2 separate regions of the Homo sapiens genome follow, and region 2 is linked to region 1. Evidence: chromatin contacts called from ENCODE Hi-C or POLR2A ChIA-PET data. All regions are on one chromosome and are shown on one strand. Each heading gives the region's core, a stretch centred on a gene start or an enhancer-like site at or near the end of the contact. The rest is flanking DNA. Distances are from core to core; before and after follow the strand shown.

Region 1 (5,988 bases), core at 1,516-4,015:
GCTGCTATTTTTTCCAGTTTGTCATTTTCCTTTTGGCTTATCTGGTGATTTTTTTTGCCCTTTTTTTTTTTTTTTTTTTTTTTTTTTAAAGAGACAGGGTCTTACTGTGTTGCCCAGGCTGGTCTTCAACTCCTGGCCTCAAGCTATGCTTCTACCTCGGCCACTGGAGTTGTTGGGATTACAGGCATGTACCACCATGCCCGGCTCATACATTTATAAAAATTGAATTTATCGGTCTTTTAGATCTTGTGTCATAGTGAAAGTGTCTTTTTCCGTTCTGAGGTTATAAATGAATCATTGTATGGTTTTATTGTTTACATTTAAATCTTTGACATATCTGGAGTTTTTGCTAGTGTATTGTATAGGGTATGGATCCAACATTTTTTCTAGATAGCCCATTTGTCTGAATGAGAAACTTTTTTTTTTTTGAGACGGAGTCTTGCTCTTGTTGCCCAGGCTAGAGTGCAATGGCGTGATCTAGCTCACCACAACCTCCACCTTCCGTGTTCAAGCGATTCTCCTGACTCAGCCTCCCGTGTAGCTAAGAATTACAGGCATGCGCCACCTTGCCCAGCTAGTTTTGTTATTTTTAGTAGAGAGGGGGTTTTTCCATGTTGGTCAGGCTGGTCTCAAACTCCCGACCTCAGGTGATCCACCCGCCTCGGCCTCCCAAAGTGCTGGAATTGCAGGTGTGAGCCACCTCGCCCGGCCCTGAATGGGAAACTTTTTACTGCTGTCATTCTTGGACTATCCTCCACATGCACGTGGATCATATTTCTGTTTGCTCAGCCCAGACATCAGAACTCAGATGCCTGTAGAGACTAGGCAAGTTACATAAAAGGGTGAAGAGTGCCAGGTGGGAAGTATAGCCAACTGGAAATGGATGGCATATTTTTATAAAGAGGGCAGCCACTACCCGGTGCCTGCTGATTACTCTCTTGCACGAATGCAGTAGGTCCCAGTGTTGCCAGATCTTTGTCAAGAGAAGCTGAAAATATACATTTTTATATGAAGCCTCTTGATTTTAAAATGTTAACAATTAAATTTAAATACAGCCTTAGCTAAACAAAATATGTCTTCAGGCCTGACTTGGCCCAGAAAAGCCTTCTGATATTCCTAGCCAAGAATGAGATTTCTAACAAGTTTACTCTCCTATGAGTAAAGAGAACATACATGGTCTAGTAGTTTGACATCACAGTAGTTTATAGCTGGAGTCTGGGAACAGGAGAGAAAAGTAAGGACCCTCTATATAAGCCAAAGTCTTCGCTCTCACAGACTGAAACATTAATGGGAGAAATACAAGCATTTTACCATCCCACCTTTTATCCCAAGTACATGTGAATGGATATGGCCATTTATTAGAGGATGTTCTTGATTTAGTGGATACTTTAGTGGATTAGAAAAATAATCTTATTTTCCAACTCTGCCATTCTGATTTTGCCCAAATGAAAAAGTGGTGCATGTTTTGGGGAGAATAATTGCTCAGCTACTGATGCCGGAACTGAATTGTAGTACTGACTTATTTTTTGTACCCTGTTCGTCTTTTCCCTTTCTCACTGCTGGTGGCTAGGGACAGGGAGTAAAATATCTTCTTTACAACCTGTTAAAAGTAATGTGCTCAGCCTCTTTAGTGGGATGAAATTTGTGGTAATGAGTTACCAGAGCCTATGCCTCTTTGGATTGAAAAGCTTGTCAGGATCTTTTCTGGGTTGCTAATGAGTGTTTCCTAGACGCCGATCCAGGTTTTGTAGGACCTGAAGCCTACACAATTTGGATGACACGATTAAGAAAACAATTCGAAAATATCTTGAAAGTTTTGTAAAAACGATATGATTTTGTGAACGCACAGGGGCCCGTGCAAGTGAAGGACCTTTCAATTCAAGCTTGATCAACGTCACTGTCATCTGCCCCTTCTGACCCTACCACCAGGCTAAGGGCTTTCCACGCCTCATCTCTCGGTCCCCACACCATCACCCTAAGAAATAGTTACTGTATCTCCTAACGATATATTATATATAGTACCTACTTTGTGTAAACATACGGTACTCATGAAAACAAGCCACGTAGAGCACAAATACGTTAAATATCCTGTCCAGCCCGAATGCCCCTTTCTCTCCACGTCCCTATGCAGCCTCCCACGACGGTAGTCCTGGGGCTCCAGCGCTACAAGAGTGGCACCGAGTCCGGATTGTCTTAAGCAGGTCGAGAGGAGGGAGCATATGGGTAAAAAGCAGTCAAACTGAAGAGTCTGGAGCGGCCCCCAGCACAGTCTCGGGAAAAGCGGACTCCCCCGGGGCCCCAGGCCCCGCACCCCCGCGCCGGGCTGGCGCCTGTGCCTGCTCCGCGGCGCGCATGCTCCGTGTTAGGCCTCTTGGGCTATTCGGGATAATGAGCGCCGGGCCGAGGGGGCGGGCCGAGCCTCGGCTGCTGGGACTCAGGGCTCAGCGGCGACCCCAAGGCACTCTGCGCTGCTGCTAAAGGGGCAGCAACGGCGGCCAGCGCTGTGCGCGCCATAGCGAGGCTCGCTCGCCCGACGCGCACTCCGGGTCGGTCCCCAGAGCTCTGTGGAGGTGACTCGAGTGGGCAGGGCCGGGCGGCGCTGTCGGCTGGGAGGGCGGGGAGGAGGCGATGAGGAGACGAGCAGCCGCCGCCGCCGCCGCCGCTGCTCACCGCCCGCCGCGGCCGTAGCGGGAGTCGGGGCGGGGCTGGGCCAGCTGTACCCCTGACGGGCCGCGAACCCAGACAAAGGAGGAGGAGCCGCCCCAGAAGCGGGCCAGCGCCGCCGGGAAAGGAGGTCGCCGCCCGGGGTCGCCCGGGCTTGCGGGTCGCCGCGCTTCCTCTGCGGGCGCTGCGGGAGGCGAGGGCCGCCTCGGCGGAGGAAGCCGACCCCGGGGTCTCCGCCAGCCCGCCGGCGCCGCCTCCGAGCCGCCTCGGCCGTAGCCTCGGCCCGGGCGGGAGGCGGCGGCCGCCGGCGAGGCGAGGCGGCCCGCGCCCTGCCTGTCAGGCCACCGGCCCGGCCCGCGGGCTGCCCCCGATGCGGAGGCGCTGTCGCCGGGGCCATGCAGCAGGCGCCGCAGCCTTACGAGTTCTTCAGCGAGGAGAACAGTCCGAAATGGCGGGGACTGTTGGTCTCGGCCCTGCGGAAGGTCAGTGCTAGGGGCGGGGCGGCCGGCGGGTGGCCCGTGGCCCCCCGAGCTTCTAACGGGGAGCAGGTCGTCCCTCCCACAGGGCTCGAGTCCCCGGGGCCGAGCCGTTTCTCGTTGGCTGGCAATGGGGGGCTCACAATTGCCTGTTGCATTCTGAAGGACGTTTCTCAAGTTTTTTTTTTTTGCCTGGTCCCGGAAGGAAGGTTTTGTTATGATCATAAAACTGGATTTCATGTTGCAGTCATTTCGTCAGGCAACTTCCGCCGTTGACCAATTTGTTGTCCTCAGGCTGGAATCGGGCAAGAGAAAGTCCCGCTGGTATTTAGACAGTTTCTAAAACAAAAGCACATTTTCAGGCCGGGTAATTACTTTTAATTAAGTTCTTTGGGAGTGTTCCCCCTAGGCGGTTTGCTTGTCAAGGGTATCCACTTATGAGGCAATGGTTTTTTGTAATATGGATGTTTCACATGTGTGAAATGTCAGTGAGTCATAATATTCTTATTCATTTTACAGTTCTCAAGGTAAATTTAAAGCGCCTTCCCACTTCCTGCAAACGGTGTCTTACCTGTTTACAAGAGATTACCCTTAGAAAATTTGGTCAGTGTCTTCAGTGTCTTCACGACCAAATTGCGATTTAGGACTTGAAATCATTTTAAGGAACAAGAAAGGGGCAACTCCTGCAAATCAGTCTTTCATGTTTGGGTGCATTGCTAGGGTGCATCTTTCCTGTAGATGGTGGCGGTCTTCCTCTGTGAATTTAGGTAGTAACCATACGATCATTTTTATAATAAATCCTTCTGTAAGATCAAGACATTTAAAGACTGTGAATAGGTGCGTGATCAGCTGTCATGCCTGTTGAGCAGGGGCTTTCTTTCTTTGCCGTTAATGCAGACTTAGTCTCTTCTGCCTTTTGTGCAAAATAACCAAGAATACATTCTAAAATAAGGAAAAAATAAAGATTAATTTAAAAGACTATACTTGGAAAATATATCCTCAGACATTAAATTTCTATAAATGAAAGGAAGTAGTGTATTTTAAAGTTAAAGACATTTTCCTCATGCGATGAGAGTTGCAGATTTTCCCTTATTTTCATAATTCTTACAAGGAAGTATTGCTTTCCTCAGGGCAAACACTAAGTCGTATCTTTTTAAAGAACCTGGCAGAAATGACTAGTGGCAGCTAGACAGTTATTCCATTGGTATACCAAGTGCTAAAGTATTAAATTGACCTTACTTCCATGTGCAGCCCAATTCTGTAAGGAGAGGGAAAGAAATGAAAAGTGTGCTGAGTGGTGAAAATGAACTCTGGCCTGAATTAAAAGCAAAGGGGGAAATGCCTAGATAGTAATTAGCCCTTTGACCACAGACAAGTGTGAGTGCAGTAATCAGGTAGGCCTATATTGTTGGCAATGTGACGCAGGTATATACCCATTTATAACTTTCTGGTAGCAAATAGTATTTGGGTGTGTGTTGCATAACTTGTTCAATAGGTAGCTTTGATTCTAATAATCCTTTATGTCCAGAAACAGATTTATGTTTTCTTTTTCTTCAAATAGAGACAGGGTTATGCTATGTTGCCCAGGCTGGTCTTGAACTTCTGGCCTCAAGCAGTCCGCCCACCTCTGCCTTCCAAACTGTTGGGATTACAGGCATAAACCACCTCGCACCAGACCCAGATTTTTTTTTTTTTTTTTCAAGTTAGGCTGGAGAAGCCAAGATTAGCATCCAATCCTAGTCCATTGCTTTGGTGCTATTACTTTGCATTTATATTGTGCTTGTTTTCCTGGAACTCAGGTGCCTTGTAGATACTATGTTATATTCCACAGTTCTAGTATGTTCTTTATGAAATAAATACATCTAAGAAAATTTGGTCTTTTGAGGTGAATTCAGAAAACATTTTCTATTAACTTACTGTTGTGATAGAATTGAAATACATACGTATGGAAAATTTTTTTATATTTTTGGAAAAATTTTGGTAAAAGTAATTAAGATTATGTCCACTTTTATGGTATTTAGGACATTGCAACTTGTAGGTCTGTAGTGCCTGCTAAGAGCTGTAGCTCTTAGGGAGCTAAAGGTTCACTCTTTCTTTGCAGGAAGTTTTAAATTCTGGTATGCATCAGCCACCTTGTCTTTGTAAAATGAGAATTTCTACCATTTTGGGGGAGTCTCTGTCTTCACATTCAGAGCATCTAGAACTTGGCATCCTTCCTCTAGCTGACCAGATCGTTACAAAGACAACTAGGATTTGATTGGAATATCTCTCTCCTTCAATTGGTGTTGCCATTGTACATGTGGTGTATTCTAGCTTCATTAATTCACTTAACCATTATTGAACACATTTTACATACTTGACATGATGCGGGATCCTAAGAGTACAAAGTTAAAATAAAGGCCCCTCCAAAGATGTATACCATCTAAACCAAAAATTCTAAAATTTGAGGTTTTGGTTTATGTAAATGAGAGCGGTTCTGAGCTCAGAGTTCAGTAAGGGGTATTTGTGTGTCTATGAAAGCAGCAATGTAGCTTACTTGGCTCTGTCAGTTTAGTCCACTTGGACATCTTGGTGGAACCTCCAAAACTGTTAGAACGTAATTTTCAGAAAGGTAAAGTCATCACTTCCATGCAAATGTAAATGAACATGTATCAATTATTTTGATTCAGCCCATTGATGAGGGAACTAGTAAGATGTTAAAGTCACTTAATATGAAAATTTGAGGAGGTATTTATAGGCAATTTAATAAGGGAATATTAAGACTGTTGGGTTACATACAGAATTAGTTAATACCCTACAAGAAACATAAAAGAGTAGGCTTTGGGTTATATTTTCCTCTGGCTAAAAA
Region 2 (5,988 bases), core at 1,484-3,983, 860 kb before region 1:
AAAAAAAAATGTAAAAATTAGCCAGGCATGGTGGTGCACACCTGTAGTCCCAACTACTCAGGAGGCTGAGGCACGAGAAACACTTAAACCTGGGAGGTGGAGGTTGCAGTGGGCCAAGATTGTGCCACTGCACTCCAGCCTGGGGAACACAGCAAGACTCCAGTCTCAAAAAAAAAAAAGGAAAAAAAAAGTAAACTTTCAGAGAAGGTGAGCAGAATATCATAGAAGTTAACAAAGAACATTTTGGGTACTTATCACATTCAGAGCTTGAAGAGAGTAGAACTCAGCACTTGTTGAATGAATGAATGAATGAATGAATGAACAAAGGAACAAACTTATATGTGTCCGGGTTCCAATCCCAGCCTCACCATATTTGACCTTGAGTACTTAAGTGTCTTTGCTTATCTTCAGTTTATTTATCTGTAAAATGGGAATAATTGTGCCTACCTCTTCTTGTAATTACAGGGATTTAACCAAGTAATGTATACAAATAAATAAATCCCCTGTTTGGAACAGGGTGAACTCTCAACAAATGAGTCATTTTAAGAGCTCTCCTAGGATTGACTGATTTAGCTAATTCCTAAACAAACAGATCTAACAATGAAATCATCTCAAGCGACTTCATAATAGACCAAATCTTTCTATATTGACTATATTATAAACCTGTGTTGTTCTTTTTGCGAACCCAACACTGCATTACACCATGAGACATCCTCTAAAATTCTTCTTTACTTTGAACTAAGCATAAACTTTCTGCTAATAAGATCTCTTAGATGATATACTATTATAAGCAGAGTTCAAACTCATACAAAGTGTAACAGCTGCTCACCTTGCTGGTCCAAGATATTGTGACTTGTGGTCAAATGCATACAAAAGCCATAAAAGGACACTCCTTTCTAATATTTTCTCAATAATTAACTTTCATTACAATTCAATTAATACTATATTGAATATAATTATTAGTAATTTCTCTTGGGACCTATAAATTAAGTGTATCCTGCAAGTGCAGCTAATGTCCCAACCATACCTGAAGAAATTTTATCTATGTCTGTAAACAGAGTGCATATACCTTTGGATGCTCTGGTCTCAACTAGTTGAAAGCCAGCTTAAAAATAAATCACGTCACATTTATGATTAACATGGCTTTAAATAACAATGGGGACTTTATTCCCCCACACAATGATCAACTACTGTTCTCACTGCAACTAAAGATGTTGAAAAGATAACCTAGTTTATTGGACAATTTCTACAAGGGCAGTGTAATAAAATGTCCATTTTTTTTCTGGACAATAAAGTACTTTTAAATTATCAACATAGCTGCATATAATCAAGTTATCTCCTGTCTGGAAGGTGGAAAATTGGAATATTTCTAGAACTTGCAAAGAGTTTTTGTCCTTTACTTCATGAATCATTCAGCAAAAGCCGGCTATGTACTATTTCAAATGTTACTACCTCAGAATGTCACTTGACTCAAAGATTTTCCTTTCCTTTTCTTCTTCCTCCCTCCCTTTCTTCCCTTCCTTCCGCCTTTCCTTTCCCCCCCCCTTCCTTCCTCCCTCTCTCCCTCTTTCCCTTCTTCCCTCCCTCCCTCCCTCCTTGTACAGGGACTAACACTAGAATCACCGCCTCACCATGCCCCTCGTTGGAAGAAACAGAAAGGCACACGATGCTGTAAGCTATGGCAGATGCCCAGGGCACGTGGGGTTGAATAATGCTGTTTGGAGTGAAACACTGAGACTCCGCAGTCACACAGTGATTCATTTACAGAGCTTTACTAAACTACGGGCACTCAGAAATAGACAAACTGTTCTTGCCTCAACCGAACCAAAGGCCCAGCGGGCCTCGAAAAAGCTCAGCCAGGTGCTTTGGGAGGCCGCGAGGAGGAAGAAGGATCCGTGGAAGGAAGCACGTTCACACCACGGCACTGAGGCCTCTGGGCCGAGCTATAATTTAAAGCATGAAACGAAGGGGTCATAGATTCTGACTAATGCTGACCATTTCCATCGGTTACCCAGTTGAATCTCATGTCGACACTAGGAAATCGACTTTATACATGCTCTTTAGGAAACGAGGGACGCAGGATGAAAGAAGCCAAGAGTGTCGCCAGGGCTTGCGCCAGCGCCGTCAGACTCCCGGGATGGGGGAGCTCCAGGGCACGGCGTCAGCGGATTCACGGAGAAGGAGAAAAGCCCCACTGCCGTGCAGAAGCCTAGGCCCGGGTGAGACGCCTGCGAAGGCTGCCAGCAGCGGAAGAGAAGGGGCGTCCTCCGTGCTGCGCAGCACTCGCCCGCGGTAGGTGGGCGCGGAGCTCAGAGCTGGGAGCCAAACGCAAACGCTGGCGAGAAGCCCCAGCCCCCTCCGGCAGCCCACTCGCTGCGGGGAGGGGTTTCTCACGCCCCCAGCTCCTGGGAGACTGCACCGGAGGTCGGAAGTAAGCCGGGCGAGGATGAATCATCCCGCCTAACTCCTCCTTCCCGGTCCCCTAGCCTCCGCACGCCGGCCCCCTTCAGAGATCTTGCAGCCGCGAGCGAAGACTGCCCTATCCTCAGACTCTACCGAACCCCCTGTGGCCTGCGGAGACGAGGAGACGGACGGGTCTGGTGGCCAATGAGAGCTTCGATCTCTTGCCCCCCGCCCAATGGGCCGCTGCTCATGGGCCGGGGCGGGACTAGGAGGGCAGGTAGGGGCGGTCCGGGCTGGCGCGCGGCGCGGCGGCTACGCGGCTGCGGCTCACAGAGCTAGCGCCTCTCTGGGTGTCCGTGCCAGTGCTGCGCGGGAAGGCACCACCACCACAGCCGCCGCCGCTGGCCAGGGTGCTGGACAAGACGGGCCCGTCGGCCACCTCGCCAGCTCAGGCACCCGCTGCAGCCGTCGCTGTCTCCTCCCAGACCGGTCCCCATGGAGGAGATGGAAGAGGAGTTGAAATGCCCCGTGTGCGGCTCCTTCTATCGGGAGCCCATCATCCTGCCCTGCTCTCACAATTTGTGTCAGGCGTGCGCCCGCAACATCCTGGTGCAGACCCCAGAGTCTGAATCCCCCCAGAGCCATCGGGCCGCGGGCTCCGGGGTCTCCGACTATGACTATCTGGACCTGGACAAGATGAGCCTATACAGCGAGGCGGACAGCGGCTATGGCTCCTACGGGGGGTTCGCCAGCGCCCCCACTACCCCGTGCCAGAAGTCCCCCAACGGCGTCCGCGTGTTTCCCCCGGCTATGCCGCCACCGGCCACCCACTTGTCACCGGCCCTGGCCCCGGTGCCCCGCAACTCCTGTATCACCTGCCCCCAGTGTCACCGCAGCCTCATCCTGGATGACCGGGGGCTCCGCGGCTTCCCCAAGAATCGCGTACTGGAAGGGGTAATTGACCGCTACCAGCAGAGCAAAGCCGCGGCCCTCAAGTGCCAGCTCTGCGAGAAGGCGCCCAAGGAAGCCACCGTCATGTGCGAACAGTGCGATGTCTTCTACTGCGATCCGTGCCGCCTGCGCTGCCACCCGCCCCGGGGGCCCCTAGCCAAGCACCGCCTGGTGCCCCCGGCCCAGGGTCGTGTGAGCCGGAGGCTGAGCCCACGCAAGGTCTCCACCTGCACAGACCACGAGCTGGAGAACCACAGCATGTACTGCGTGCAATGCAAGATGCCCGTGTGCTACCAGTGCTTGGAGGAGGGCAAACACTCCAGCCACGAAGTCAAGGCTCTGGGGGCCATGTGGAAACTACATAAGGTGAGTCCTAAGAAAACCCACTCCTAACTCCCTGCGTCTCCGATCATCCGGTTTTGCAGCAGACGGTCCCCGTCTCTTGCGCACAGCGCATCCCAGTGGGGGCGCAATGCAGGTGCCTTCGATGTTTACCTCCCTGGTCTGGTGCATTGCAGGAGGCATGGGGGAATCTTAACCGGCGCACGGGGGAGTTGAATGCCCCCACAGAGTTGTTGCGGGGATGCCTTAGAGCGGGTCTCTCGGGGCGCGCTGCCTGCGAGCGGGACTCAGGGCGCCCCCTTTCCGCGGCGGGTCTGCAGCCAGTGGCCGCGGCCAGTGTGTGGGAAAGCACTGCATAGCTGGGTAGAGCCGCGCCAGTGCCCAGGGCCGCTAGGCACGCTCGAGGGCAGGGCGGGCTGCGAACCCTCGGGGAGGGACTGGGATGGGGGCGGTGGGGTCGCGCGGACGGCGGGAGTCTGTCGCTGCTGGATAGGCGGACCTGGTGAGGCACGGCGGAGGGTCGGGGAGACGCCGCAGGCGGAATACTGATGAGCCCGGCTCTGGGCCAGACCTGGCTCTCGAGCTGGAGAGAACGCGGGGTCCTGGTGCCACGTGCTCAAAAGACAGAGCGGAGAGGGCAGCCAGCGGTCGCCATGGCAACGCGACGTGCAGGCTTGGGCCTGAACCCTTCCGGAGTTGGGACCTGAGACTAGAGTGTCAGGACCGGAGTTTGCGCAGTCGCGGCCTGGAAGCCAGACAGGTGCATCTCCTAGGGAAACCTTCTCCTCCCAACTATACACACACCCACTTCTCCGGAATTCAAGCCCTTTCCTCTTTCAGTAGTTATATGTGCAAACTTTGGGACACCTGTTACCAGATTTATCTTTCCAGTCTCTTTTGATGATATTTCCACCATGGCTAGACACGAAGAGGCTTTAGCAACATATTCTGTCGTGCCACTCCTCTGCTCAAAACCCTCCAATTTTTCCCACGCTTCTCAGCCTGTCCTACATGACCTCTTCCATTTTGGCCCCTTCGACCTCATTGCCTCCCACTTACTCCCTCTGCTCCAGCCACACTGCTTCTTACTGTTCCTCAAACGACGCCAGGCACCTCCCTACTCCAGGGCCTTTGCATTTGGTGTTCATTCAGCCTGAAGCTCTCTTCCCCAGTTACCTGAGATCCGAATGGGTCACTTACCTGCATCCTTCAGCTCTTTGCTCAGGTATCATCTTTGCAGCGCCACCCACCCAGACACCCGCTAGTTCCCTCTCAGCTTTATTTTCCTCAGTAGTATTTATCCCTGTGTGGCATGCTATATATTTTAATTATGTTATTTTTTGTATTTATCTATTGCTCCCTGTACACACACAGACATAAACGAAATAAGCCTCATGAGGAAGAAGATCCTTATAATATGCCCACACTGCTTAGAAGGAAGGGAGCAACTCTTGAGGAGATGTGCATGAATTTGCTTTTCATTTTTTAAATGATCCATTTAGTTGGGGCTGTGGAGTGCAGGGCAGGGATTCAGGATGGTTGGAAGGAGCTTTTCTTTACATCACTGAGTTGCATACCCAAGGATGAGATGGAGCAGTGAAGATAGTGTCCAGGCCTCAGCTGTGGCCTTGCTCAGAGTCTCCCAGAATTCCTTGGAGACTAGAAAGGGTAGCTTTTGCAAGTGGCCAACTGTGGAGTTAAGGCTGGAACATTGATATTTTGTTTACAGCAAGAAAAAAATGTCATTAATTTTCAGCAATCAGTGAAAGTTTTCTCAACTCCTTAACCCGGTTGAATGTGATCCATGTTTACAGTCATTCTATTCTCACATATAACCTATTAAATCATATTAGTACTGATGGGGATTTCATTTAGCACAAATTGAAGCCTAACTGGGCACACACCACTGTTTTCAGAACAGTCGAATTTAAATTTTTGAAAATGACATTTAATTTTGAAAGTTTTCAAAACTTGAGTTCACAGCTAGTTTTTTATTCATATTTTGATTTCACTTTTAAACTGCTAATTATAGTCCATGTTGAATTGCCCTACAAAGTATCCTTGGAACTAAAAAATTAATCACTCTGTCAGGAAAAAGAATTTAGAGCCACAAGGTAATTAGGATGGGTAAACCACAACATTATTATTTTTTTTATGACAAGCCTATCCTTGATCTATTAAGACCAAAAGAAACCTTTAAATCTCTGTCAAGCCCCATGTCAATTTGAAATGTTAAATCATTTGTTTTATTGGCAATAGAAATTATGAGTAGACAGACACTGGTGCTGCCTG

What was found. Hi-C counts contacts between places; a loop is a spot of excess contacts on that map. ChIA-PET counts read pairs that join two places held with the same protein, here RNA polymerase II (POLR2A). Pooled maps may share reads with other maps.
Region 2: a loop to region 1 is called in a pooled map, with 18 times the contacts of the local background. The contact joins the promoter of TRIM9 here to the promoter of SOS2 in region 1. A Hi-C loop is called at or near these places in 7 of 50 pooled maps. POLR2A ChIA-PET finds 5 or more read pairs at or near these places in 3 of 52 experiments (BJ, T-cell and activated naive CD4-positive, alpha-beta T cell).

The regions. Positions count from the first base shown.
Region 1 is chr14:50,228,355-50,234,342 of GRCh38, reverse strand. It overlaps SOS2 (SOS Ras/Rho guanine nucleotide exchange factor 2), which reads left to right and starts at 2,765. Exons shown (of 23, transcript NM_006939.4): 1 at 2,765-3,146. The coding sequence starts at 3,060. RefSeq lists an enhancer at 1,854-1,943 and a silencer at 2,094-3,173.
Region 2 is chr14:51,091,850-51,097,837 of GRCh38, reverse strand. It overlaps TRIM9 (tripartite motif containing 9), which reads left to right and starts at 2,733. Exons shown (of 13, transcript NM_001387360.1): 1 at 2,733-3,720. The coding sequence starts at 2,899. RefSeq lists a silencer at 2,672-2,741.